Linked DNA regions of Homo sapiens: region 2 is linked to region 1. Evidence: read pairs that join two places in POLR2A ChIA-PET (ENCODE). Cell type or tissue: endothelial cell of umbilical vein. All regions are shown on one strand. Each heading gives the region's core, and the rest is flanking DNA. Links, peaks and the distances in the headings are about the cores only.

Evidence for each region. ChIA-PET counts read pairs that join two places held together with the same protein. Peaks named below come from ENCODE experiments on the same cell type or tissue, not always from the same donor. Only the 100,000 strongest peaks of a DNase experiment are listed, where the experiment ranks them.
Region 2: POLR2A ChIA-PET joins it to region 1 with 7 read pairs; 7 of 35 experiments call an interaction of 5 or more read pairs at or near these places.

The regions. Positions count from the first base shown.
Region 1 is chr11:47,047,619-47,063,074 of GRCh38, reverse strand. It overlaps CSTPP1 (centriolar satellite-associated tubulin polyglutamylase complex regulator 1), which reads right to left. Exons shown (of 9, transcript NM_024113.5): 3 at 10,557-10,687. Among named protein-coding and RNA genes, the nearest start is that of CSTPP1, 120 kb to the right of the region's middle. RefSeq lists an enhancer at 5,271-5,820. In endothelial cell of umbilical vein, for the core only: no CTCF peak of the experiment used is centred there; a DNase peak (open chromatin) is centred at 6,584.
Region 2 is chr11:46,985,409-47,000,864 of GRCh38, reverse strand. CSTPP1 (centriolar satellite-associated tubulin polyglutamylase complex regulator 1) reads right to left here. Exons shown (of 9, transcript NM_024113.5): 2 at 13,555-13,657. It overlaps LOC124902670 (a long non-coding RNA gene), which reads right to left and starts at 1,889. Exons shown (of 2, transcript XR_007062665.1): 1 at 1-1,889. In endothelial cell of umbilical vein, for the core only: no CTCF peak of the experiment used is centred there; no DNase peak of the experiment used is centred there.

The DNA.
Region 1 (15,456 bases), core at 5,039-7,538:
ACCTTTTAGTGATTATAAATGGACCAAGAAGCTCTAGCAATGGTAGCAAACTCCAATGCCTACAGACGCGCAGGGAATGTCAGCAGGTGAAGCAGGGCAGCTTGGGTTGGTGGTAAATCTGAGACCACATGCCCTGTCTAAAGGGAGCAGCTGCATCTCTGCCCTGGTGAACTGTCTCCCTGCAGGAATGTGGGCATGGTGCTGGGAGGATTTTCCATTCTTCAAGTGAAACTGAAATTGAGACTTTTATGTGAAACATTGGCATCTAATTGAATCTAAGTATTTTTAACACTGAAAGTCAAAGAAGACACATCTGTAGGCCAAGGCATGTGTAGTTAGCCGACTACTAGTTTGTGATACCTTTCATGGAGTGAAGGCAAAAACCCAGAATACAAAAGAAGGAACGGATGTACTATTCACCAGTGTTTAAAGTTTGATTACAGATCATGATCTAAATCTTTCAAATCCTTATTTTGGAATACTGAATATTATTTTAATTAGGTGTTATTTAGTATAGTATAGCTTTGATTAGGCTGGTTTTTAGTGGAACACTTTAAACATGAACTTTAGTACCTGGCATATAGCATTTGCTCAATAAGGGGTAGCTATTATTAATTTAAATCAGAAGTTCCTATACAATATAGAAAAGTTAGTGTAAAGCAGATTTTAAAAACTAACCTATCCTCTGATAAAATGAATGATAATATAATCCATTCAATAATCTATCTTCTGTATCATTACTGGGAAAAGGTAAGCCTTCATATTATATAACAAAAAAATCATTCACCTGTATTAGGTGCTAGGGATATAATTACTGGCAAAACAAACAAGGTTCCTGTACTCATAAAGTTTATAATTTTAATAAGGGAGATGGACATTAAAAGTCATTCAAGTAAATACTGAGTCAGAAACTGTAATAAATGATATGATAAAAATCAGAGGATAATCTGAAAAATTATAATGGAAGGACCCAATTCAGATAAGGAAGGGAGTCACAGAGAAGGCTTCTTTAAGGACCTGACCTTTAAAACTAAAACCTACAGGTATTATGTATGGAGGGTTGAGGAGCTTCAGGTGGGAGAGAAGATAGTGACAAAAGCATTCCAGGAATGCTTGCGTAAGAGCCCCAAATAACCAACATTGAAAAAAAAGAGAACATTAAATAGGGGGAAAGATTAAAGTTATTGGAGGTACAGAGGTGAATGATTTGAGGGGCCATCAATTGTCAATTTTCTCCCTGGAGAAAAGATTTTGAAGAAGGAAATAAACATGAAAAACAAAGGGAAAATTAGGAACTCAGGAGAAATAAACAAAACGGGAGCTAGGAAACAGGCACTGAAATTCTTGTTGATTGTCTACATCTGGTTTCTGGGAGAAAATGAGAAGAGGAGATGCACTGGCTGGAGCAGGTGAAGATAATTGGCTGGTGGGGCCCACATCACTGAAGAGACCACATGGAACAGTTCTTGTTTGTTTAAAACATTACAGAAGCAACAATTGCTCTTTAATAATTCAAAGACAGCCACCCACTCCTGTAGTAAAGCGCTATTAATCCTCACTGAATGATTTTTACTGGTGAAGATAAGGATTAGTGACAAGCAAAATCAAGTGAAGTTCAAGGCAATTACAAAAAGAAGTCAGACCAACATCTTCATTTCAGCCTAAAGTGTCTGCATTTTCCCTTGACATCACTTTGTCCACCATAAACAATAGATATTTTAGAAAAACTAACAGATTTTTATCACATACTCAGATAGACCCACTGCAATTCCCTGATTCCTAGAATGTAAGCTCTATAAAAGCAGGGATTTTTGTCAATTTTCTGATCATACAGCAAAGTTGACAAGAATAAAAATTTCTGTCTGTCCCAGTCACTGCTTTATCACCAAGAACTGATACATAAATGTTTGTCGAATGAATAAATATGAACACAAAACCACTGTGAATTCAGAGTGAAACATAAAAGATGAAAGAAAAAAAAGGAAAGGAAAAAAGCAAGAGAGGGATAAAACTGGCCATACTTTACATTCTGGCATTCATTCTTGACTCTTTCTCTGCCACATCCCTCACACAATGAATCAGCAAATCCTGTCAAACCAACTTCTTAAATAGCTCTTCATTTTCATGGTCATTTCTGTTATATTGTAGTAGTCTCCTAACGGGTCTATGCTTTCACTTTTACCTGCCTTACATTTTCCATGCTTTTGTCTGTGTTACATGTGAAAATACCACACAAATGGAGAAGATTCTACTAACTTCAGGAGAAATTTTTTATTTTCATAGGGTTTTGGGGGAACCAGTGGTATCTGGTTTACATGAGTAGGTTCTTTAGTGGCGATTTGTGAGATTTTGTTGCACCCATTACCCAAGCAGTAACAATGAACCCAATTTGTAGTCCTTTATCCCTCACCCCCAACCCATCCTTTCCCCGGGTCCCCAAAGTCCATTGTATCATTCTTATGCTTTTTAGTGCACACAAAGCCCTTCATAACCTGGGGTAGCAGGCACAGCAGAGTTGTTAAGAATGTGGACTTTGTGGGCTTGAGAGTGGTGGCTCACACCTGTAATCAGCACTTTGGGAGGCTGAGGCGGGTGGACTGCTTGAGCCCAGGAGTTTGAGACCAGCCTAGGCAACATGGTGAAACCCCATCTCTACAAAAAATACAAAAATTAGCTGGGTGTGGTGGTATGTGCTTGTATTCCCAGCTACTAGGGAGGCTGAGGTGGGAGGATTGCTTGGGCCCGGGAGGCAGAGGTTGCAGTGAGTGGGCAACAGAGTGAGACTCAGTCTCAAACAAAAAAAAAAAAAAAAAAAAGAAAAGAAAAGAGAAAGAATGTGAAAATGTGAACTTTGTGAAGACGTAGGTTGGAATATGAGCTGTGCTACTTATAAGCGCTGTGGCCTTGTGTGAGTTACTTAATCCTCTGACTCTCAGTTTCGATTCTTTTTCTTTTCTTTTTTTTTTTTTTCGAGACAGAGTCTCGCTCTGTTGCCTAGGCTGGAGTGCAGTGGCATGATCTTGGCTCACTGCAACCTCCACCTCCCAGACTCAAGCAATTCTCCTGCTTTAGCCTCCTGAGTAGCTGGGACTACAGGCATGCACCACCACACCCAGCTAATTTTTGTATTTTTAGTAAAGAAGGGATTTCACCATGTTGGCCAGGCTGGTCGCAAACTTCTGACCTCAAGGATCCACCTGCCTCGGGCTCTCAAAGTGCTGGGATTACAGGCATGAGTCACCGCGCCCAGCGGACTCTGTGTCTTAACATATAAAACAGGATAGTAATCATATCAACTCATATGTTTATTGTGTGGATTAAATGAATGAATACATGTAAACATTTTGCTCAGTGTATGGCACATAAAAGCATTCCGCATTATCTCCTATTGACTGTGGTAGTGTTTCCTTATTATGTGTTAAATACTGGCCACAATGACTTCTTACCACTTTCCAAAGGAACCATGTTGTTTCATGTTATCATACTTTCAGAAATCGTGTTCCCTGTTTTTAGAACGTATTCCTTATTTGCTTAACAGCTTTCTACTGCTCCAAGATCCATCCCAACTGTCTTTGCACCTTTATAGCCTTCACCCGCTTCTATAGAATTGACTATTTTCTCCCTTGTGCTATTATGGAATCTTATGTGTGGCTCTAAAAATCACCTGTACTCTATGGAGACTATTTCTACACCACTCAGGTTTTTTTTGGCAGAGAGGGGGTGGGGTTGAATTAAGAATCTAGTTTATTTTATTTCTTCTAAAAAAAACGGGATAGATGTACAGAATGTGCAGGCTTGTTACATAGGTATACGTGTACCATGGTGGTTTGCTGCAACTATTGACCTGCCCTCTAACTTCCCTTCCTTCACCCCCCAGCCCCCCAACAGGACCTGGTGTGTGATGTTCTCCTCCCTGTGTCCATCGTGTTCTCATTGTTCAACTCCCACTTATGAGTGAGAACATGCAGTGTTTGGTTTTCTGTTCCTGTGTTAGTTTGCTGAGGATGATGGCTTCCAGCTTCATCCATGTCCCTGCAAAGGACACGATCTCGTTCCTTTTTATGGCTGCATAGTATTCTGTGGTGTATATGTTCCATATTTTCTTTATCCAGTCTATCATTGATGGGCATTTGGGTTGGTTCCTATGCTACTGTTTCTTCTCCTAGAATAAGAGCTCCTTGAGGGCAAGTATTGTCACTTACTCATTTGTATTTCCAGCCTGTCATGCAGTGTTGATGCATAACACGCTGAAGCAATAATACAGCCTGGAGTCAGACTTCATGGCTTCTCCTGGCATTGGCTTTTTCATTGACTGGGTGTGTGACCTACAGCAAGTTATTTAACATTCTAAATCTGTTTCATTTTCTATGCAAAGGAAATAATAGCATCTACCTAACACATAGGGTTGTTGTGAAGAAAAATGAGATAATCTACATAGAAGCACTTAATAAATGTTAATTGCTATTATTATCATTTTCACTATATTGTATTTTTCATGTCTAGAAATTCCATTTGGATCTTTTTAATATCTTCCACTAATCTCCTAATCATATTCATGTTTTCTTTACATACTTAAGCATATTTATATGATTTAAAATAACTATTTTAAGGTCCTTGTTAGTTAATTCCATCATCTCTGTCATTTCTGGATCTGTGTTTCTATTGATTAATTTTTCTCCTGGTTATGGGCTGTATTTTCCTGCTTCTTTTAATGTCTGGTAATTTTATTTTGTTTTGTTTTGTTTTTGAGACAGGGTCTTACTCTATTGCCCAGGCTTGAGTGCAGTGGTGCGATCACAGCTCACTGCAGCCTCAACTTTCCAGGCTCAAGCAATCCTCCCGCCTCAGCCATTAGAGTAGCTGGGACCACAGGTGTCACACCTGGCTAATTTTTTAAATTTTTTGTAGAGACAGGGTTTTGCTCTGTTGCCCAAGCTGGTCATGAACTCCTGGGCTCAAGTGATCCACTTGCCTTGGCCTCCCAAAGTCCTGGGATTGTAGGCATGAGCCACCATGCCTGGCCTGTCTGGTAATTTTGAATTGGATGTCAGACTTTGTGAATTTTGCATTGCTGAATGCTGGATTTTGTTAAATTCCTTTAAAGATTATTGAATTTTGTTCTTATATAGCATTAAATTACTTGCGGATCGATTTAATCCTTTTTGCTTTTAAACTGTTGAGAACTCTACCCAGTGCCCGGTGTGTTTTGAGGTCTCTTCCCTATGGCTGGTAGAAGTTTGAATTATCCTTAGCCCCTTGTATACTCCAGAAATTGTTTGGCCCACTGTTTTCTGGTGGTTCTTTTTCCAGCCCACACATATGCAGAATTTGTAGCCAAAGATTCTGGAGCTCACTGAACAACTTCTTCCTCTCTTGGATTCTGACCTGTAAATACTGGCTGCTCCAGCCTCCCTAAACCCCAGTCTCTGCCTCCTCAACTCAATAACACTGCTAAGCTCTTTGACAATCTCTCTCCCTATACTGTTGCTTGGAAACTGGCTCTCAGAATCCACAGCCCCCACTGCCTATTGCCCAATGTCTGAAAACTGTTGTTTCAGATATGCTGATTTTCTCATTGTTAGTGGCAAGAGGGCAATTCCCTTAGTAGATACTTCTTCACAGATAGAAGAGGAAGTACCTATCATTATTTTATCAAATGAAATATATATATGTATGTATGTGTATATATGTATATATTGAAAATTAAATTCTAATTGAAAATAAACTTGGAGAAGGCACTTTTGAGCCGATATCCCTAAACAGAAGTAAAGATTTACATTAAGAGAATATCAATCTTTGCCAGACTTAGAAAATTCAGATTAATATTCCTATACAGAAAAAATTAGCAAAGTGAGAAGTGTAATTTTAAAGGCTTTTAAAATTCTAATATAACTTTTGCTTCCAAGAGTCTAAAGTTGCTTAGATACCAAGAGGTTTGTTACAGTCTTCATGAGATTATCTAAAATTTGGACAAGATAATTAGCATCAGTACTCAGTCATGCAGAAAAGATATCATATCCTGTACTTGCTAAAAACTGGAATAAAATATTTTTTGTCAAAAGGGACCAGGTCCTTAGAGTTCTACAGGTGGCTTCATTTTTAGATATGTTATGCTCTTGTTTTGCTACCTCCCAGAAGAGTTACTTTCCACTTGATAATGCTAAAGTATGCACATGACATTCTAAGGAAGTTATCTGCAGAAGAATAATGCAGTAGGAGTTCCACTGAGTAGGTAGGTACCTGGCATTATAATTGATAAAATGGGGCTTAATAAATCCTTTCCTTTAGAACCTTGCCGCCAAGAGTTTTCACTAATTCCGGATTAAAATTGGAGATTGACACATTCTGGTTTAGAAAGATGTTCTGGAGTTTCCTAGAAAAAGCTGAGAATACATTAAAGCTACTTAACCAATTATTTTAGGAACACCTAGACACAGATGTTGCATTTAGTCTAAGAAATCTGAGGCTGTCTGATTAAGAAGGATAACAATAAACAGCCAGCATAAAATCTAGGTCTTGTTTATGGCACAAGGAGAAACTGGGGGAATTTGGAGCTGCTTATTCTTAGCAGCTGGATGAGTCACTGGCAGCTGCTATTAGAAAGATAAAGAAACCCACATCTGCTAAGAGTCCAAATGCTATATGAATCCCTCGTGATAGTAAATACATTCTTGAAGAGGCCCCACTTCTATATCAGGAAAAAAGTTAAGGCTATCTGAAGACTGTTTTCCATAGTTATCTCCATATGTTCTATCACAGAAACTAGCTCTAGCCATATTCTTCAACATGCAGCTGACCCTTGAACAACACAGGTTTCAGCTGTGCAGGTCCACACTTTTAGGTGGATTTTTTTCAACCAAATATGGATCGAAAATACACTATTCTAGGGATATGAAGCCCTGTATACGGAAGATTGACTTTTCACATATGAGAGTTCCACAGGACTAATGTAGGCCTTGATTATGCGTGGATTTTGGTATAAACAGGGGTCCTGGAACCAATCCCTGCATAGACTGAGAGACGACTGTACTAGGTGGTCTAAAACAAATATTTGCTGACTGAGTGAGGGACTGGGAAAGATAACCTCTGATAACATAGCACGAGCTTTACCTATATACTCACAGTTCCCAGTTTTGTTTACATAGAGACCAATGGAATAGTTTTTCTGAATTACTTAACTTAAAATTGAGTCCACATTGGTTTTTGCCTATTAGTGCATTTATTCTGTAAGGGAAATGATACGATCCTCAGTACACTAAGTACTTCTTTCATAATACTGTAATGGAGATGCATGATCTCCAGAGTTATATGTCAAAGAGGCAATGATTGAAGTAAAAATAGTAGAAATAGCACATCAGCATATTAGTAAATCTGGGTTCAATTTCTAGCTTTGCTACTAATTCACCATGAAATCTTTCTGCAAGTTACACAATTTCATTATTTACAAAATGGGCACAATAATACCCACTTTACCTATTTCTTAGGGCAGTGGAACTAATAAGATATTGGGTGGAAAAGTTTTAGAAAAGATTTAGTAACTACATATAAAAGTTTAATAGCTATATATTTAGTAGCTATTTAGAAAAGTTACAGTTTCGTAGCAGTAGCATTGATTAGAGCATGGTGGGGAATCTCATAAATTCAAAAGCAGGGAGACTACCTATTCACTGACTATAACCTCAGTGGGGAGGGGAGGGGAAGGAAGGAAGGGAGGGGAGGGAGGGAGGGGAAGGAAGGAAGGAACGAAGGAAGGAAGGCAAGAAAGAAGAAAGAAAAAGAAAAGCAAGCAAGCAAGAAATTGTCTTAAAGGTATTTATGAAAACACATAATATGAAAGTAGGAGACCAGGCATGGTAGCCCACGCCTATAACCCCAGCACTTTGGGAGGCTGAGGTGGACGAGTGGCTTGAGCCCAGGAGTTTGAGACCAGCCTGGATAACATAGCGAAACCCCAACTCTATAAAAAATAGAAAAATTAGCCACACATGGTAGTGCACAAATATATTCCCAGCTACTTGAGGTGGGAGGATCACCTGAGCTTGGAAGGTCGAGGCTGCAGTGAGCTGAGATTGTGTCATTGTATTCCTGCCTGGGTGACAGAGTAAAACCCTGTCTCCAAAAAAAAAAAAAAAAAAAAAAAAAAAAATTGAAATTTATTCTGTGGCTATTACTTGAAGGCTTTTAAAAAATATTCTTACCCAGTGGCCCAAGCCAAAAACTTGGAAATTACCACGGTCTTCTCTCTCATCTTAATGCCAAATCCAATCACCAAATCCTATGGATTCTATCTCTGAAAGTGCCCCTTCTGTCTCCATACTGCCTTAGTGTTGGGTCTAATCTCTCACTCAACTACTACCAGACTTCTATGTTCCTTGTCTCTAGTCTAGGCCATCTTCTACACTGCCTTTTGAATGATCTTTCTAGAGCTCAGATATCACCACACCACTCTCCTATCTAAAAGCCTTCAAATAAGATGGGGCATGGTGGCTCACATCTGTAATCCCAGTGCTTTGGGAGGCTGAGGCCTTGAGCCCAGGAGTTTGAGACCAGCCTGGGCCACACAGCAAAACCCCGTCTCTACAAAAAAATTTAAAATTAGCTAGGTATGGTAGGCATGTACCTGTAGTCCTAGCTAGTTGGGAGGCTGAGTTAGGAAGATCACTTGAGCCTGGAAGCTCAAGGTTATAGTGAACTATGATCATATGATCATGCCACTGCACTCCAGCCTGGGCAACAGGGTCTTTTTTTTTTTTTTTTTTTTTTTGAGACGGAGTATTGCTCTGTCACCCAGGCTGGAGTGCAGTAGCGCGATCTTGGATCACTGCAAGCTCCACCTCCTGGGTTCACACCATTCTCCTGCCTCAGCCTCCCGGGTAGCTGGGACTACAGGCACCCGCCACCACACCCGGCTAATTTTTTTGTATTTTTTAGTAGAGATGGGGTTTCACCATGTTAGCCAGGATGGTCTCGATCTCCTGACCTTGTGATCTGCCCGCCTCGGCCTCCCAAAGTGCTGAGATTACAGGCATGAGTCACCGTGCCCGGCTGCAACAGGGTCTTTAAAAAAAAAAAAGCCTTCAAATAATACCCAGAGAATAAAATTTAACTTTTTTGTTTGTTTGTTTGTTTTTTTGAAGCAGGATCTCGCTGTCACCTAGGCTAGAGTCAGTGGCATAATCATGACTCACTGTAGCCTCAACCTCCCTCAGCTCAAGTGATCCTCCCACCTCAGCCTCCCAAGTAGCTGTGAGTACAGGTATGTGCCACCACACCTGGCTAATTTTGTTTATTTTTTTGTAGAGACGAAGTCTCAGTATGTTGTCCAGGTTGGTCTCAAACTCCTGGGCTCAAGTGATCCTCCCACCTTGGGCTCCCAAAATGCTGGGATTACAGGTGTGAGCCACCACATCCAGCCCCAATTTCTTTTCTTTTCTTTTTTCTTTTTTTTTTTTTTTGAGGCAGAGTCTTGCTCTGTCGTCCAGGCTGGAGAGCAGTGGCACGATCTCGGCTCACGGCAACCTCTGTCCCCCAGGGTTCAAACGATTTTCGTTCCTCAGCCTCCTGAATAGCTGGGATTATAGGAGTGCGCCACCACACCTGGCTAATTTTTGTATTTTTAGTAGAGACGGGGTTTCACCATGTTGGACAGGCTGGTTTCAAACCCCTGACCTCAAGTGATCCACCTGCCTTGGCATCCCAAAGTGCTGGGATTACAGGCTGAGCCACTGTGCCTGGCCCAATTTCTTTTTTATGGCTAAAAAATGATCTTTCAGCAGCTCCATTATTCCTTTACAGTCTCATCTCCCCTAACCTCCTTCATAAACTCCACACAAACTCTAGACATCCTGATCTGTTATGTAAGTATTCTAGGTTCTTTTGTGCTTCAGCATATGTTCTACCTAGGATGCCCTTCTCTCCTTTATCCATGTGAATGATTCCTACTCTTCCTTCCCAGCTTAGATCAAACAGTCAGTTCTAAGGAGAACCTTCTCTACTCCACTTTTCTCTCCCTTCTCTAACAACAGTATCCCCATCCCACCCCCATTCAGGAGTTTCTTTCTTCATATTCACATTATTCCTTGTATTTACTGCATGGCATTTTAATATCTGCCAAGAGCAAGGGCTGTGAAGTCAGACTGCCTGGGTATAAATCTGGGCCCAGAATTTACTATGTAACCTTGCCAAGTTACTTAACCTCTCTGATCCTCAGTTTCATTAGTTACAAAATGGGGATTATGGTATCTACCACAGAGAGCCCTTGTAAAGATAAATGAGTTACTACATGTAAAGAGCTACACTTGGCTCTTAATAGGTACCATTAGTGATGGTAGTGGTAATAGTAATATCTTTGACATAAACCAGACAACTCCTCAAAAGTGAGGTATTCTAAATGCCTTGAATAGCATGCATTCAAACAATATTTATAGGAACAAAAGAAAAAGTTTGAAAGAGAAAGAGAGGAAAAGAGAGAGAGAAAGAAAGAGAGAGAGAGGAAGGAAGGAAGGAAGAAAGGAAGGAAGGAAGGAAGGAAGGAAAAAGAATTTGGGAAGACTTACCGCCATTTTTGCCCACAGTTCGGAAGCATCTCCAGAAGGCCCGTAAAAATGATACCCTATTGTGGGGGGTGGCTTGGACGAAGCTGAATTCTCGAAAGAGAATGTGTGTTCCCTGGCATACACTGTTAAAACTGCAAAGAGAAAAGTCAAGAAGTCATTGTTAGATGGAATCCAGAAGGCTGGAATCAGAATGAAAAATTGAGACCAGAGAGAACCACTGCCAAAAACGGGGAATTTTTCTCCCCAACAAAACTCTGAACTCTAGATTAGACCTAGTCCTTCTATGGGGAAGTCTCTTCATATAACCATACCTTTCCGAAAACTCTTGGAGGCCAGTTCCTCTGAGTGCTTCCCACCTTCCACAGGTACACACAGAGGACATCTGAATCAGTCATTCGAGCAACGCATATGGAGGAAAGCCTTTTAGCCTCTAACTGGATGACACTGGCACTCATATCTTTCTTTTTGGAGAATACTTTTCCCTCTACTGCATTTGGAATTAGGTTTCCTTAAAGATATTATTTCTGGGCTGGGCGCAGTGGGTCACGCCTGTAATCCCAGCACTTTGGGAGGCCAAGGCGGGTGGATCACTTGAGGTCAGGAGTTGGAGACCAGCCTGGCCAACATGGTGAAACCCTGTCTCTACTAAAAATACAAAAATTAGCTGGGCATGGTGGCGTGCACCAGTCATTCCAGCTACTCGGGAGGCTGAGGCAGGAGAATCACTTGAACCTGGGAGGTGGAGGTTGCAGTGAGCCGAGATCATGCCACTGCACTCCAGCCTGATCAACAGAGTGAGACTCAGTCTCAAAAAAAAAAAAAAAAAAGAAAAAAGATATTATTTCTGTACTCTCCCTGGCCTATACCAGCTGCCATAAGGATGACATGGCTATGGGGACATAACTGGAGTGGCTGTTCCAGTTTGGGGTGGTTTTATATATCTCTCTGACAATAACCCCAGAGACAAATCCCATGTGCCAAAGGATATAAAGGGTCCAAACAGAACAAGAAAGGAAAATAGAAACAAGGGTATAAAGTGGCCCCTAAATGAGAGTATGAAGCAAAGCCCCAGGGCCCAAGTGAGTCATTGTTTAAGCTGGGCCAGGGAAGGGAAAAAAATATACTCCATTGCCTTTGGGTTTTCCTGCCAAAGAAATAAAGGCTGTAGAGCCTGGTGTAATCTAAAAGTGGAAATTCCACCGAAGAATAGGCAATTATCCAGTAATCATCCCTACCAGAGTGAACTTTAGGTTCCAGAAAACTTCTAAATTCCCTGACAAGTAAATCAGGAGTGGAAACATGTTAATCTTTGTGGAGAGGCAGACATTAAATTTGAAGATGGCAAGCAATGGGGGGAACGATGGTAATTCCAAATGCCAGTTTTCATTTGTTGACCATATAAAGGGGGGGAAAAATCTGACTCTGAATGGAACAGGAAAAAATTTCAGGAGGCATCTATTCCGTTTCCCTTCTCCTAGACCAACTTCATGGGAAAGTATCTAACTTGTCTTTAATATAGAGTGTGTTTTCATTTAGAATAAAGTTAGTTCCTTCCTAATAGTAACAGCACTGTATGAAAAAGCAAATTATATACTCTTCTCCTTTCATGGAGAGCTAGCATAGAAATCTACTTCTAAGACACCCTGAGGAAGTATGCGGACATCACCTGGCAAAAGATTAGGTTAGAAGAGGGGCTTTCAAAAGCAATGAAAGTGTTAACCTAACCACGCAGTGCTATTGTCTTAAGGAAAGGAAAATAAAAAATACAGCAAATGAGCTGTTATAGGTAAATGCAGTAGGCTACATTTCCAGCAAATGAAGTCTGAAATGATAATACTGTAGCCTAAATTTATGAAACTGTCCAGCAAAGAAGTAGTCCCAAATTGTGCTTCATATTCTAAGGGGGAAAAAGCTGATGTCTAGGTCATGGTCTAGTGAAATTATAGCTTTGGTATAGCTTTTAAAGACCATCTCAAATGCCAATTTTGTGTAAAGTCTTTTCCTGATTTTATCTCCCATGCCCAATTTCCATCGTATCTCACTTAAAACTCTCTAACAGTGCTCACAATTTGCTACTTTGTTTTAAAGTTACTGGACTTTCTCCTATTAGACTGTCAGTTCTATGGAGTAAGCACTTAGGCTGTACTCATCTTTGCCTCTACTATATTACCTGACTCATTACCTAACTGATAGTTACTCATAAATATTTGTGGAAATTGATTTAGAAAGATAAGAAAGACAGGTAAGTGATGCCAGGTAGAATGTATCTTTGAAGCTAGCCACACAGGAAATATTGAAAGTCTATATCTTACTAATTTTTCTAAATTCCAGGCTTTGAGTCTGATATTTTTATTATAATATTGCAATACCAGCTTTATTTTGATTGGTATTTTCCTGGTGTATCTGTTTCTGTGCCTTTAATAACCCTTCTAGGTCATTTTGTTTATGTATATCTCTTGTAAATAGCATATGGCTAGATTCTGCTTCTCTACCCAACCTTACAGTCACTATATGTTAACGAGTAGCTTTTCAGTGTATCTGATTAATTTCTGACCTGATATCTTATTTTGTCTTTCCCATTATCCATTCTTCTTTCCCTTTCCCCACCTTCTTTTCCCACCTTCTATTGTGTTAGTAAAGTTTTGTTTTAATTCTTTTCTACCCTCCCTGTTAGTTTGGAAGCTATAGACAAAATCTATAATCTTTCAGTATTAAAATTTAACATAATCAGCCAGGCATGGTGGTGCATGCCTGTAGTTCTACTCAGAGGCTGAGGATGGAGGATCGCTTGAGCCCAGCAGTTTGAGTCCAGCCTGGGCAATATGGTGAGACCCCATCTTAAAACATTAACATAATATTTATCTACATTGTTTTTCCCCAGACATTGTCTCCCACTGTCACCCAGTCTGGAGTGCAGTGGCCCCATCTTGGCTCACTGCAACCTCTGCCCTCCAGGCTCAAGCACTGATCCTCCCACCTCAGCCTCCCAATTAGCTGGGACCAAAGGCAGGCATCATCACACTCAGCTATTTTTTTGGATTTTTAGTAGAGATGGGGTCTTACCATGTTGCCCTGACTGGTCTCAAACTCCTGAGTTCAAGTGATCCACCCATCTCAGCCTCCCAAAGTGTTGGGATTACTGGCATGAGCCACCGCGCCTGGCCTATCTACATATTTTTGAAAATGTCTGAAAATACTCATTATCTTTATAACTCTCCAAAACAAGACAATGGGCCAGGCATGGTGGCTTATGCCTATAATCCCAGCACTTTGGAAGGCTGAGGTGGGTGGGCTGCTTGAGCTCAGCAGTTTGAGACCAGCCTGGGCAACATAGTGAAACCTTGATTTTATGAAACATTACAAAAATTAGCTGGGCATGGTGGTGCATGCCTTTGGTCCCAGCTACTTGAGAGGCTGAGGTGGGAGGACTGCTGGAGCCTAGGAGGTCAAGGCTGCAGTGAGCTGTGATCGCACCACTGCACTCCAGCCTGGGTGACAGAGCAAGACCCTGTCTCAAAATAAATAAACAAACAAAACAAAAATAAAAATAAAACAAGACAAAGCCCAAAGCACACTTTCTATAACTTATGTGCAGTCTTCTCATCTTCTGATATTATTTTTTAGAATGTGACTAGAATCTATCTCTTTTTAAATTGGAAAACTTTTTTAATGTGGTAAACTATACATAATATTTATCATTTAACCATTTGCAACTGTACAATTCAGTGTCATTAAATATATTCACAATGCTGTGCAACCATGAACACTATCAATACCCAAAACTTTTTCATCATCCCCAACAAAAACTCTACATCAATTAAACAACAACACCCCCTTCTGCCCACCCCCCAGACCCTCATAACCTCTATTCTACTTTCTATCTCTATATATTTGCCTATTCTAAGTACCTCATATAAGTGGAATCATGTAATATCTGTCGTTCTGGCCTATTTCACTAAGAATAATGTCTTCAAGGGCCGTACATGTAGCATGTATCAAAATTTCTTTCTTTCTTTCCCTCCTTCCTTCTTTCCTTCCTTCATAATTTTTAAATAATAGAGACAGGGTCTCCCTATGTTGCCCAGGCTGGTCTCAAGCCTTGAACTCCTGGCCTTAAATGATCCTTCAACCGTACCTTCCCAAAGTGTTGGGATTACAGGTGTAAGCCACTGCAGGGCCATAAATTTATTTTCTTTTTAAAGCAGAATAATATTCCTTTGTATGTATGTACCATCTATTGTTTATCCATTGATCTGTTGATGGACCCTTGGGTTACTTCCACCTTTTGGCTATTGTGAATAATGCTGCTATGATTTGTATACAAGTATCTGTTTCAGTTCCTTCTTTAATTCTTTTAGATGTATACCTACAAGTGCAATTGCTGGGTCATATGGTAGTTATAGGTTTAACCTTTTGAGAAACAACCGAACTGTTTTCCAGAGCAGCTGTACTATTTTACATTCTCACTAGCAATGCACAAGGGCTCCAATTTGTCCACCTCCTCAGCAACACATGCTATTTTCCTTTTTAAAAAACAGCCAACCTAGAAGATGTGAAGTGGCATCTTATTGTTGTTTTGATTTGCATTTTACCAATGACTAATGATGTTGAGCATCTTTTCATGTGTTGGCCATTTGGATATCTTCTTTGGAGAAATGTCTCTTCAAGTCCTTTGCCCATTTTTAAATTGGGTTGTTTTGTTGTTGTTGAGTTGCAGGAGTTCTTTACATATTCTGGATATTAATTCCTTATTGGATATATGATTTGCAAATATTTTCTTCTATTGTGTAGGTTGTCCTTTCACTTTCATGATAGTATCCTTTGATGCACAAAAGTTCTTAATTTTGATGAAGTCCAATTTATCTATATTTTTTGTTCCTTATGCTTTTGGTGTTATATC
Region 2 (15,456 bases), core at 8,412-10,911, 66 kb after region 1:
AATAATGGATATTATATGCTTAGAACAGTGCCTAGCACACAGTGCTTATTAACTATTAGCTATTCTCATCCCCATCAGTTTGCTTGTTTATTGATTATTACCCTCATTAAAACACTAGGTTCATAAAGATAGGTACCTTATTTGTCTTGCTCACTGCTCTATTCCCATTGCATAGTACACACAGGCACAGAGTAGGTGCCCAAAAGTAATTTGTGAATGAATAATTCACAAATGAATGCTGCATATTCTCACGTATCCTTAAAATAAACCAAAGGTAGTCTGTGTACTTCTTTCCCTTGCAACCAAAACAGTCATCATAAAAACTTCACCAAAAAACTAAAATCATCCTTTAAAAAACGAAAACAAGACACTTGATCATAAAAGCGAGCTCTCCTGGGCCCACCAACCAAGACCACAGAATATTATTCTTTTCTATATTAGTATGTGGAAGTCAAGCTCCCTGATGCCATAGTGTTGGAACTATCAATTTAGCCTGTGAAGAATGGTTCCCAATTCTGATACAAATTCTCAGATTTCATCCTGTTTTTCTCTCATCATTATTTTCCAATGTCTCAAAAAGCCACATTTCTCATTTTATCTTTACCACAAGAATCTGGTCACACTCTGCTGTGGTTTCTAAGTTAGAGCTACTCTCGCCCATTTTCTTGGATGTATTTCTTCAGAGGTCCTGACCCAGTGCTGACATTTGGCCTATTCTTAGAGTAGCACCTCTAAATATTAATTTCTTTTACCTTCCACTGGTTGAAGGACAACATTCAGAGGTAGAGGTTACATACAACATAAAAGAAAATCCTCTGGGATTTAGTATCCGTCTTTCAAGAGTGTCCAGAGGAATATGATCTACAGAGCTCATGGTCTTGCAGACATACACAAAGTACTGTTCAGCCACTTGTGTTTTACAGTTTATCCAGATTTGCTGGAACAGTCATGGACTTGTTTGAAAACACCAACAACCAAGGAGTGACAGACAGCATAGGTGAGAGGGCAAGCAGACCCAGAGAAGAAAATCAGAAGAGAAGCCTTCCAAATACAATTTCAAGGAGTACTTTTATCACTGTTTAAAGGTAAATCACCCACGGCTAAATATATGAAAGTCTCAAGATGTGAACTCGAAACTGTAAGATGGAAGGATACCGTTAACATATTTTTGAAAATCATGCTTCCTGCTCTTTATAGTCAGCTCTAGTTGCATCCCCCAAAAGGCCATATTAAACATTTAAATGGCAGTAAACTGAGGTCACCAGCTAAGGCTGTGTGATAAGCTTGCAAAGTATAGTTCATAAGGGAGAATTCAAAAATAGTAGAAATTATAGCTAGAAGAAACCTCCAAATATGATCTGGTTAGCCCTCTAGCAACATTAAGCAGTAAAGTGGCTTGGAGGCAGTAGAGAACAGTGGACTCTATAATACTGCAGATGAGGCTTGATTCCTGAGTCTGTCACTTAACAGCTTGTGAACTTGAAGAAGCTATTTTAATCTTTCTGAGCATCCACTTCCTCCTCTATAAAACAGAGATAACAATAATAATAGTACCCATCTCAAAGAATTGTAGTAGCTGAGACATGGTATTAGTTTAGTAAAAACTGCATATTATAATATATAATTATTATATTATTATTATTATCATGTAAGGCTTTATTAAACCCACTTCATAGATGAGGCAACTGAAGCCCATATTTCAGAAATTTGCCCAGGGTTATAGAGTGAGGACTTAGAAGAATAAGCAGCTCTTTTTCCTTCTAGGGTAGTGCTCTTTCCACTTCACTATGTTTCTCTTATTAATCAATACAAAACTGAAGCCTGAGGCCAGGCGCGGTGGCTCACACCTGTAATCCCAGCACTTTGGAAGGCCGAGGCAGGCGGATCACAAGGTCAGGAAATCGAGACCATCCTGGCTAACACGGTGAAGCCCCCTCTCTACTAAAAATACAAAAAACAAAAATTAGCCGGGCATGTGGCGGGCACCTGTAGTCCCAGATACTCGGGAGGCTGAGGCGGGAGAATGTCGTGAACCTGAGAGGCGGAGCTTGCGGTGAGCCGAGATCGCGCCACTGCACCCCAGCCTGGGCGACAGAGCAAGACTCCATCTCAAAAAACAAAAAAAAACAAAACAAAAAAACTGAAGCCTGAAAGTGAAGGATTTTCACTAACTAAATCAAATTCACAAAGTAAACTCAGGAGCTTCCATCATCCAGGTCTCCTTGTCTACCAAATTATACTTACACTATTTCCCATTCTGTCATACATCCACACCTTTCAGGTCTTCAAAAAAAAAGAAAACCCAAAAGTTTCTGGAGCTGGTTTACTTTTCACTTCTTAGAATAATTTACCTCAAGCCAATCTGGTGTCATAGACTTATGGAAGTGTCAGGTATGTGTCACTCGTATATTATGTAAATTTCAGCTTTCTGGGGACAAGAAACAGCCTGCTTGGCAAGTACATTTCTATCAGCACTGTAGAAAATCTTACGATTTTTTTTCAACAGTGTGTTGGTAGATAAAAGCTGCCTACAGTCAGCCTTACTGTTGGTTCACTACAGCTCAGCATTGGCTACACAGAACAAGTGGAATTCACTTTTGGAGTGCAAGGCGCACAGTATACAGCTTCTAAAATGGCACAATATAGAGCTTTACCACAAAGAATCAAGAAAGGGAGGAAAAGGGGAGGTTCCAAGATGGCCGAATAGGAACAGCTCCAGTCTACAGCTCCCAGCGTGAGCGACGCAGAAGACGGGTGATTTCCGCATTTCCAACGGAGCTTTGAAGAGGGTAATGGATCTCCCAGCACGGAGTTTGAGATCTGAGAATGGAAAGACTGCCTCCTCAAGTGGGTCCCTGACCCCCGAGTAGCCTAACTGGTAAGCACCTCCCAGTAGGGGCCGACTGACACTTCATACGGCTGGGTGCCCCTCTGAGACAAAGCTTCCAGAGGAACGATCAGGCAACTACATTTGCTCCTCTGCAATATTTGCGGTTCTGCAGCCTCCGCTGGTGATACCCAGGCAAACAGGGTCTGGAGTGGACCTCCAACAAACTCCAACAGACCTGCAGCTGAGGGTCCTGTCTGTTAGAAGGAAAACTAACAAACAGAAAGGGCATCCACACCAAAACCCCATCTGTACGTCACCATCATCAAAGACCAAAGGTAGATAAAACCACAAAGATGGGGAGAAACCAGAGCAGAAAAGCTGAAAATTCTAAAAATCAGAGTGCCTTTTCTCCAAAGAAACGCAGATCCTCGCCAGCAACAGAGGAAAGCTGGACGGAGAACGACTTTGACGAGTTGAGAGAAGAAGGCTTCAGACGATAGGTAATAACAAACTTCTCCGAGCTAAAGGAGGATGTCCGAATCCATCGCAAAGAAGCTAAAAACCTTGAAAAATGATTAGACGAATGGCTAACTAGAATAACCAGTGTAGAAAAGACCTTAAATGACCTGATGGAGCTGAAAACCATGGCACAAGAACTATGTGACACACACACAAGCTTCAGTAGCCGATTTGATCAACTGGAAAAAAGGGTAAGAGTGATTGAAGATCAAATGAATGAAATGAAGCAAGAAGAGAAGTTTAGAGAAAAAAGAGTAAAAAGAAACGAACAAAGCCTCCAAGAAATATGGGACTATGTGAAAAGACCAAATCTACATCTGATTGGTGTACCTGAAAGTAATGCGGAGAACAGAACCAAGTTGGAAAACACTCTTCAGGATATTATCCAGGAGAACTTCCCCAACCTAGCGAGGAAAGCCAACATTCAAATTCAGGAAATACAGAGAACACCACAAAGATACTCCTCGAGAAGAGCAACTCCAAGACACAAAATTGTCAGATTCATCAAAGCTGAAATGAAGGAAAAAATGTTAAGGACAGCCAGAGGGAAAGGTCGGGTTACCCGCAAAGGGAAGCCCATCAGACTAACAGCAGATCTCTTGGCAGAAACTCTACAAGCCAGAAGAGAGTGGGGGCCAATATTCAACATTCTTAAAGAAAAGAATTTTCAACCCAGAATTTCATACCCAGTCAAACTAAGCTTCATAAGTGAAGGAGAAATAAAATCCTTTACAGACAAGCAAATGCTGAGAGATTTTATCACCACCAGGCGAGCCCCTGAAGGAAGCACTAAACGTGGAAAGGAAAAACCAGTACCAGCCACTGCAAAAACATGCCAAATTGTAAAGACCATCAATGCTAGGAAGAAACTGCATCAACTAAAGAGCAAAATAATCAGCTAACATCATAATGACAGGATCAAATTCACACATTAACAATATTAACCTTAACTTTGGGAGACCGAGACGGGCGGATCACGAGGTCAGGAGATCGAGACCATCCTGGCTAACATGGTGAAACCCCGTCTCTACTAAAAATACAAAAATTAGCCGGGCATGGTGGCGCGTGCCTGTAGTCCCAGCTAGACGGGAGGCTGAGGCAGGAGAATGGCGTGAACCCGGGAGGCGGAGCTTGCAGTGAGTCGAGATTGCACCACTGCACTCCAGCCTGGGCGACAGAGCGAAACTCCGTCTCAAAAAAAAAAATAAAATAAAATAAAAAACAATATTAACCTTAAATGTAAATGGGCTAAATGCTCCAGTTAAAAGACACAGACTGGCAAATTGGATAAAGAGTCAAGACCCATCAGTGTGCTATATTCAGGAGACCCATCTCACATGCAGAGACACACATAGGCTCAAAATAAAGGGATGGAGGAAGATCTACCATGCAAATGGAAAACAAAAAAAAGCAGGGGTTGCAATCCTAGTCTTTGATTAAACAGACTTTAAACCAACAAAGATCAAAAGAGACAAAGAAGGCCATTACATAATGGTAAAGGGATCAATTCAACAAGAAGAGCTAACTATCCTAAATATATACGCACCCAATACAGGAGCACCCAGATTCATAAAGCAAGTCCTTAGAGACCTACAAAGAGACTTAGACTCCCACACAATAATAATGGGAGACTTTAACACCCCACTGTCAACATATGACAGATCAACGAGACAGAAAGTTAACAAGGATATCCAGGAATTGAACTCAGCTCTGCACCAAGCAGACCTAGTAGACATCTACAGAACTCTCCACCCCATATCAACAGAATATACATTCTACTCAGCACCACATCGCACTTATTCCAAAATTGACCACATAGTTGGTAGTAAAGCACTCCTCAGCAAATGTAAAACACCAGAAATTATAACAAACTGTCTCTCAGACCACAGTGCAATCAAACTAGAACTCAGCATGAAGAAACTCTCTCAAAACCAATCAACTACATGGAAACTGAACAACTTGCTCCTGAATGACTACTGGGTACATAATGAAATGAAGGCAGAAATAAAGATGTTCTTTGAAACCAATGAGAACAAAGACACAACATACCAGAATCTCTGGGACACATTTAAAGCAGTGTGTAGAGGGAAATTGATAGCACTAAATGCCCACAAGGGAAAGCAGGAAAGATCTAAAACTGACACCCTAACATCACAATTAAAAGAACTAAAGAAGCAAGAGCAAACAAATTCAAAAGCTAGCAGAAGGCAAGAAATAACTAAGATCAGAGCAGAACTGAAGGAGATAGAGACACAAAAAAACTTTCAAAAAATCAATGAATCCAGGAGCTGGTTTTTTGAAAAGATCAACAAAATTGATAGACCACTAGCAAGACTAATAAAGAAGAAAAGAGAGAAGAATCAAATAGACGCAATAAAAAATGATAAAGGGGATATTACCACTGATCCCACAGAAATACAAACTACCATCAGAGAATGCTATAAACACCTCTACGCAAATAAACTAGAAAATCTAGAAGAAATGGATAAATTCCTGGACACATACACTCTCCCAAGACTAAACCAGGAAGAAGTTGAATCCCTGAGTAGACCAATAACAGGCTCTGAAATTAAGGCAATAATTAATAGCCTACCAACCAAAAAAAGTCCAGGACCAGATGGATTCACAGCTGAATTCTACCAGAGGTACAAAGAGGAGCTGGTACTATTCCTTCTGAAACTATTCCAATCAATAGAAAAAGAGGGAATCCTCCCTAACTCATTTTATGAGGCCAGCATCATCCTGATACCAAAGCCTGGCAGAGACATAACAAAAAAAGAGAATTTTAGACCAATATCCCTGATGAACATCGATGCAAAAATCCTCAATAAAATACTGGCAAACCGAATCCAGCAGTACATCAAAAAGCTTATCCACCATGATCAAGTGGGCTTCATCCCTGGGATGCAAGACTGGTTCAACATACACAAATCAATAAATGTAATCCATCATATAAACAGAACCAAAGACAAAAACCACATGATTATCTCAACAGATGCAGAAAAGGCCTTTGACAAAATTCAACAGCCCTTCCTGCTAAAAACTCTCAATAAATCAGGTATTGACGGGGTGTATCTCAAAATAATGAGCTATTTATGACAATCCCACAGCCAATATCATACTGAATGGGCAAAAGCTGGAAGCATTCCCTTTGAAAACTGGCACAAGACAGGGATGCCCTCTCTCACCACTCCTATTCAACATAGTGTTGGAAGTTCTGGCCAGGGCAATTAGGCAGGAGAAGGAAATAAAGGGTATTCAATTAGGAAAAGAGGAAGTCAAATTGTCCCTCTTTGCAGATGACATGATTATATATTTAGAAAACCCCATCATCTCAGCCCAAAATCTCCTTAAGCTGATAAGCAACTTCAGCAAAGTCTCAGGATACAAAATCAATGTGCAAAAATCACAAGCATTCCTATACACCAATAACAGACAAACTGAGAGCAAAATCATGAGTGAACGCCCATTCACAATTACTTCAAAGAGAATAAAATACCCAGGAATCCAACTTACAAGGGATGTGAAGGACCTCTTCAAGGAGAATTACAAACCACTGCTCAACGAAATAAAAGAGGACACAAACAAAAGGAAGAACATTCCATGCTCATGGATGGGAAGAATCAATATCGTGAAAATGGCCATACTGCCCAAGGTAATTTATAGATTCAATGCCATCCCCATCAAGCTACCAATGACTTTCTTCACAGAACTGGAAAAAACTACTTTAAAGTACATATGGAACCAAAAAAGAGCCCTCATTTCCAAGACAATCCTAAGCCAAAAGAACAAAGCTGGAGACATCATGCTATCTGACTTCAAACTATACTACAAGGCTACAGTAACCAAAACAGCATGGTACTGGTACCAAAACAGAGATATAGACCAATGGAACAGAACAGAGCCCTCAGAAATAATACCACACATCTACAACCATCTGATCTTTGACAAACCTGACAAAAACAAGAAATGGGGAAAGGATTCCCTATTTAATAAATGGTTCTGGGAAAACTGGCTAGCCATATGTAGAAAGCTGAAACTGGATCCCTTCCTTACACCTTATACAAAAATTAATTCAAGATGAATTAAAGACTTAAATGTCAGACCTAAAACCATAAAAACCCTAGAAGAAAACCTAGGCAAAAAAAAAAAGAAAAGAAAAGAAAAGAAAACCTAGGCAATACCATTCAGGACAGGCATGGGCAAGGACTTCTTCACGTCTAAAACACCAAAAGCAATGGCAACAAAAGCCAAAACTGAGAAATGGGGTATAATTAAACTAAAGAGCTTCTGCACTGCAAAAGAAACTACCATCAGAGTGAACAGGCAACCTACAGAATGGGAGAAAATTTCTGCAATCTACCCATCTGACAAAGGGCTACTATCCAGAATCTACAAAGAACTTCAACAAATTTACAAGAAAAAATCAAACAACCCCATCAAAAAGTGGGCAAAGGATACGAACAGATACTTCTCAAAAGAAGACATTTATGCAGCCAACAGACACATGAAAAAATGCTCATCATCACTGGCCATCAGAGAACGCAAATCAAAACCACAATGAGATACCATTTCACACCAGTTAGAATGGTGATCATTAAAAAGTCAGGAAACAACAGGTGCTGGAGAGGATGTGGAGAAATAGGAACATTTTTACACTGTTGGTGGGACTGTAAACTAGTTCAACCATTATGGAAGACAGTGTGGCGATTCCTCAAGGATCTAGAACTAGAAATACCATTTGACCCAGCCATCCCATTACTGGGTATATACCCAAAGGATTATAAATCATGCTGCTATAAAGACACATGCACATGTATGTTTATTGTGGCACTATTCACGATAGCAAAGACTTGGAACCAACCCAAATGTCCATCAATGATAGACTGGGTTAAGAAAATGGGCACATATACACCATGGAATACTATGCAGCCATAAAAAAGGATGAGATCATGTCCTTTGTAGGGACATGGATGAAGCTGGAAACCATCACTCTGAGCAAACTGTCACAAGGAGAGAAAACCAAACACCGCATGTTCTCACTCATAGGTGGGCATTGAACAATGAAAACACTTGGACACAGGATGGGAAACATCACACACTGGGGCCTGTCTTGGGGTGGGGGGAGGGGGAAGGGATAGCATTAGTAGATATACCCAATGTAAATGACAAGTTAATGGGTGCAGCACACCAACATGGCACATGTATACATATGTAACAAACCTCCATGTTGTGCACATATACCCTAGAACTTAAAGTATAATAAAAAATAATAATAAATAAAAAAAATAAAAAAAGAAAGGGAGGAAAAAACAAGAAAGTAGTCCTTATTATAACAAAATCTAGAAGAGTAGATAGTATTCAATAACTTAAAATATAGATACTGCTGTTGATTCAATAAATATTTAGCTAACATCTATTATATGCAAAGCATCATGCCAAGTACCAGGAATGCAAAGATGAAGAATAAATGAGGCCGGGCACAAATGGCTCACACCTATAATCCCAACACTTTGGGATGCCAAGGCGGGCAGATCACTTGAGGCCAGGAGTTCAAGACAAGCCTGGCTAACACGGTGAAACCCCGTCTCTAGTAAAAATACAAAAATTAGCCAGGTATGGTGGCGGGTGCCTGTAATCCCAGCTACTCGGGAGGCTGAGGCGGGAGAATCTCTTGAACCCGGGAGACGGAGGTTGCAGTGAGCCAAGATTGCACCACTGCACTCCGGCCTGGGCAACAGAGGGAGACTCTGCCTCAAAAAAAAATTTAAATGATGCCTACCTTCAAGCAACCAGTGTAATAGGGAAAAGACTTGTAACAGAGATGGGGAGGGGAGTAAAATGAAAAAAGCCAGGAAGAAGCATTACCCCCAGAAGAGTCATATTTCACTTGGCAAGGAGCCTCAAGAGTGCTGGTACAGATTAAATGGTATAGAAACTTGACCCGTAGGCTTGTCAGTTCACTTGTCTGTTCTGTAAAAGCAAGCAAGGCTATTCAATCTCAGTCTTTATTCCCTGCCCACCTCATTTGCTCCAGCCCACATCATGAGAACAAATAAAATTCCTTTCTCTACTTCATCCTCCTTTAGAAGACTGGGTGAAAGGAACAACTTTACTCCCAGAAAGCTTCTTTTTCCAACGAACCTAAATGCCAATCCATAAAAAATCTAGATTTCATTGAAAAGAACTTTAGAGTTCAGCAAAAGAGCTAGGGAATCTCAAGTATTCCCCTAACAGAAACCCAAGGTGAGGCCATTTGAATAGCTGTCTGATCTCCAAGGAGCCTCTGGAGAACAGAAAGGAAAAAAAAAAAAAAAAACTATGTTCAAGAAAGATGAACTTGAGTTCAAGATTCACTTAAATGGAAGCCTATAAGGATTACTCTTCCTTTCTTAGAATGTTCCCAAAAACCAGAAGAAAAGGAAAGAGAATCCAAACGATTATATAAATATGTGATGGCATATGTATTTCTCTAGCACATCCTTTCATGAAGATTGCGTTTTGCATGGTACCGGTACAAAAACAGAAACATAGACCAATGGAAAGTACAGAAAACTCAAAAATAAAGCACACACTTAAAACAATCTTATCTTTGACAAGGCTGACAAAAACAAGCACTGGGGAAAGGACTCCCTGTTTAATAAATGGTGCTGGGATAACTGGCTAGCCATATGCAGAAGAATGAAACTGGACCCTTACCTTTCACTATATACAAAAATTAATTCAAGATAGATTAAAGATTTAAATGTAAGATCTCAAACTATAAAAATCCTAGAAGAAAACCTAGGAAATATCCTTCTCAACATCAGCCTTGGCAAATAATTCTTGGCCAAGTCCCCAAAAGCAATTGCAACAAAAACAAAAACTGACAAGTGGGACCTAATTAAACTAAAAAGCTTCTGCACAGCAAAAGAAACTATCAATAGACAACCTACAGAATGGGAAAAAATATTCACAAACTATGCATCCAACAAAGGTCTAATATCCAGAATCTATAAGGAACTTAAGAAGCAAAAACGAAATAACCCCATTTAAAAATGGTCAAAGGACATGAACAGACATTTTCTCAAAAGAAGATATATAAGTGGCCAAGAAACATATGAAAAAATGCTCATTATCACTCATCATCAGAGAAATGCAAATCAAAACCACAGTGAGATACCATCTCATGCCAGTCAGAATGACTATTATTAAAAAGTCAAAAAAGAAAAAACACAGATGCTGGCAAGGCTGCTGAGAAAAGAGGATGCTTATACACTGTTGGTGGGAATGTAAATTAATTCAGCTACTGTGGAAATGAGTTTGGAGATTTCTCAAAGAACTTAAAACAGAGCTACAATTTGACTCAGCAGTCCCATTCATTAGTGGGTATGCCAAAGGAAAATACATCATTCTCCCCATGCACTCGTACATTCATTGCTGCACTATTCACAATAGCAAAGACATGGAGTCAACCTAGGTGCCCATCAAGGTGAACTGGATAAAGAAAATATGGTACATATATACCATGGAGTACTATGCAGCCATAAAAAAGAATGAAATCATGTCCTTTGTAGCAACATGGATGGAGCTAGAGGCCATAATCCTAAGTGAATTAATGTAGGTACAGAAAACCAAATACCACATGTTCTCACTTATAAGTGGGAGCTAAACATTGAGCATTCATGGACATGAACATGGGAGCAACAGACACTGTGGACTGCTAGAGGGGAGAAGGGAGAGGGGTAATGGGTCAAAAACTACCTATTGGGTACTATGCTCACTACCTGGGTGCAATGTACCCATGTAACAAACCTGCACATGTATTCCCTGTATCTAAAATAAAAGTTGGAAGAAAAAGAATATTAATGTGTTTTTAAAGTGTTTATCTCATTCAGCCTAAAAACAGTTCTGTGATATTCAAAAAGTGGTAATCAGTTGGGCATGGTGGCTCATGCCTACAATCCCAACACTTTGAGAGGCCAAGGTGAGAGGATTACTTGAGGCCTGCAGTTCAAAACCAGCCTGGTCAACATACTGAAACCCTGTCTCTACAAAAGATAAATTTTAAATTTAGCTGAGCATGATAGTACATACCTGTAGTCCCAGCTACTGGGGAGGCTGAGGCAGGAGGATTCCTTGAACCCAGGAGTTCAAGGCTACAATGAGCCATGATGATGCCACTGTACTCCAGCCTTAACAACAGAGTAAAATTCTATCTCAGAAAAATAAAAAAGGTAGTAATCATTTTGACTTTTACACATTCTAAGTATACTTTATAAAGAAGTATGACCTGTTTTTTTTTTTGAGACGGAGTCTCTCTCTGTTGGCCAGGCTGGAGTGCAGTGGCACCATCTTGGCTCACTGCCACCTCTGCCTACTGGGTTCAAGCGATTCTCCTGCCTCAGCCTCCCTAGTAGCTGGGATTACAGGTGCGTGCCACCATGCCTGGCTGATTTTTGTATTTTTAGTAGAGATGGGGTTTCAACATGTTGGTCAGGCTGGTCTCCAACTCCTGACCTCATGATCTGCCCACCTCAGCCTCCCAAAGTGCTGGGATTACGGGTTTGAGCCACCATGCCTGGCCTAGGTATGACCTTTCAAATATATAATCTATGAAAGATATCCTCCCTCTAGAAATATTCCTTTAAAAAATTTTTTTAAGTTCTAATTTTCATGGGTACATAGTAGGTGTATATATTTTTAGGGCACATAATATGTTTTGATACAGACATGCAATGTTAACTAATCATATCATGGAGAATAGGGTATCCACCCCATCAAGCATTTTTCCTTTGTGTTACAAACAATCTAAATGTACCCTTTGAGTTATTTTAAAATGAACAATTAAGTTATCATTGACTAGAGTCACCCTGTTGTGCTATCAAATAGCAGGTCTTTTTCATTCTTTTTTTTCTTTTTTGTAACCATCAACCATCCCCACCTCTTCCCCCAGCCCCCTGCTACCCTTCCCAATCTCTGGTAACCATCCTTCTATTCTCTTTGTCCATGAGTTTAATTGTTTTGATTTTTACATCCCACAAACAAGTGAGAACATCCAATGTTTGTCTTTCTGTGCCTGGCTTATTTCACTTAACATAATGATCTTCAGTTCCATTCATGTTGTTGCAAATGACAGGATCTCATTCTTTCTTAGGGCCAAATAATACTCCATTGTGTATATGTACCACATTTTCTTTACCCATTCATCTGTTGATGGACACTTAGATTGCTTCCAAATCTTAGTACTCTAAACAGTGCTGTAACAAACATAGGAGTACTGATATTTATTCGATACACTAATTTCCTTTCTTTTGGGTATATACCCAGCAGTTGAATTGCTGGATCATATGGCAGCCCTATTCCTAGTTTTTTGAGGAACCTCCAAACTGTTCTCCACAGTGGTTATACTAATTTACATCCCCATCAACAGTGTAGAAGGGTTCCCTTTCTCCACATCCTCGCCAGCATTTGTTATTGCCTGTCTTTAGGATACAAGCCATTGTAACTGGGGTGAGATGTTATCTCATTGTAGTTTTGATTTGCATTTCTCTGATGATCAATGATGTTGAGCACCTTTGCTTATGCCTGTTTGCCATTTGTATGTCTTGTTTTGAGAAGTGTCTATGCACATCTTTTGTCCATTTTTTGATGGGATTATTGGATGTTTTCCTATAGAGATATTTGAGCTCCTTATATATTCTGGTTATTAATCCCTTGTCAGATGGGTAGTTTGCAAATACTTTCTCCCATTCTGTGGGTTGTCTCTTCACTTTGCTGATTAGAAATACACTTAAATCATTAAGTGATTGGCACAGCATCCTGTAGAAAGAAAACTGCAGAGGAACATTAGCCTAGATTCCATGAGAAAAGCCAGCCATGAAAAAAAACAGGCTAGATGAACATCAGCGAAAGGAAATCAAAGTGAATATTTTGAATAAAGGAGAAAGTTAAAAGAGAAACCTACAGAAATAGATCTAATAGATCAAACAAGCAGTTGTTAAGCTACTGTAATCAAAACTATTCATGAGACATCACTGGACAAACTAGCTGCACCAAAGGCATGCTCCAAAACATGTTTGGGCGGCCCACAACCAACCTACCAAAACTAAACATTCACTGCCACTACCTAATCAGCATTGTCCTGCTCTGTTCCTCAAGTATCCTGCCTGCTTCCAAGCGCCTCCTCTGGGTTCACTGTATTAGTACAACATTCATGTACTTACTATTCAGTGAAGAACCTGGCAATTCCATATTGGCTAATATCTTCCCTGTTTTCTAGCAGCTGGCACACTGCATCCTCCATGTAGGTGAGGACATGTCGCTGAGCTGCAATCAAATAGCAAGAGAGAAAGAGAAAATGAGAGAAAGATTTTAAAAAGAATGATCCCAATCCTAGTAGGAGGTCATGTGTAAGGCAATCCAGGTGTTGGCTCTGTCTGATGACACTTCATCAGTGGACTGGAATAGGCAAAGCAAACTTGCTGACCCTAACTGAGCTATAGTCTCAAAGGATAGATTGGGAGATGATGTGAACATGACCAATTGCCATTTGACTGGCTGTTAGTATTAGCATCAACCCTTCATTCTTCATCTCAATCACAAGGGTGGGTTGAAGAGGAGATTTAGCACCATTCAGCAGATACACCTGGAAGTTCTTTTCTTTCTACCTCCTTCTATTCTTTTCCATTTCTGCATCAGAAACTTATCCCAGGGAGTTAGTAATTCCATGCTTGAAGCATGGATGGTATGATTGTAAAGAAAACTCTGGCCAGGCACAGTGGCTCAGGCCTGTAATCCCAGCATTTTGGGAGGCTGAGGCGGGTGGATCACTTGAGGTCAGGAGTTCGAGACCAGCTTGGCAACATGGTGAAAACCTGTCTCTACCAATAATACAAAAATTAGCCAGATGCAGTGGCTACTTCCTGAGTAGCTAGTAATCCCAGCTACTCAGGAAGCTGCGGCAGGGGAATTGCTTGAACCTGGGAGGTGGAGGTTGCAGTGAGCCAAGATCATGCCATTGCACTCCAGCCTGGGCGACAGAGCCAGACTTCATTTCAGAACAGAAAAAAAAGAAAACTCAGTTAATTTAAATTAGAAAAAAAAAAAAAAAGTCACTGGAAAGGTTTAAGGACCATGAAAATTTTCGTACTGGTGTATATATAAGTTATTAACTTTGGTAAATAACAAGACCATGAAATCTATCTGGCTTGGTTTATTAGATGTCATGTTTTCTGCATTTGTTGTGACTTGGAAATGTGTGAGTTAATCATGGGCGTATAATAAAAAGTATGAGTATTAGAGTGAGACAGACCTGAGTTTGAATCATGGCTCTGTCTTGGTAGCTTAATCTTGGATAGTTACTTAGTCTACACCTGTTTTCTTCTTTATCAAGTGTGAAAAGCAATATAATTTAACTATGTTTCTCAAAATATGGTCAATCAATTTCTTGATCTGAATCCCCTGGGATGCCGTTTAAAACGCAGATTTATAGTCTGGCACTGTCCCAGATTTAGTGACCTTACATTTTTTACTACAGCCCAGTAATTTTTAACAAGTACTCCTGATGCTTCTTATGTACTCTTAAGTTTAAGAATCACTGGTTAAGAACCTGGGCTTTGGATTACAGAGAGTTGAGAGCTCCATTCTCAGCTCTGCCACTTCCTAGTTATGTGACCATAAACAAATTATTCTTCAAGCCTATTCTTCATGGTAAAATGGGGATAATAATGGTACTTACATTATAGGGTTATGAGAAATAAATAAGATAATACAGGTAAAACACCACTATGTGTTTGGTACATAGTACGTGATTGATAACATGTTTCCTTAAAAGCCTGTCTCAAAGCATTATTGGGAGTTTACTCAGTAAACAACATAGGCCAGAACTTCTTAGATGTCAGGTACTCAAATACTTCTTCCCTTTCTCTGAATTTTATCCTTAGGTATGACAGAGGTTTCCTGACAAACTTTACATAGAAGCTTCCAATTCAGTGTCCACATTTACCATAAAAAATTCAGAAAAATACTTTCATCTGGAGCAGTGAGAACAAAAAACCCCAAAGTGATGAATATCCTTCCAAAAAGCAATTCTATGAAGTTGCTGCCAAAGTAGACATTTACTTCTT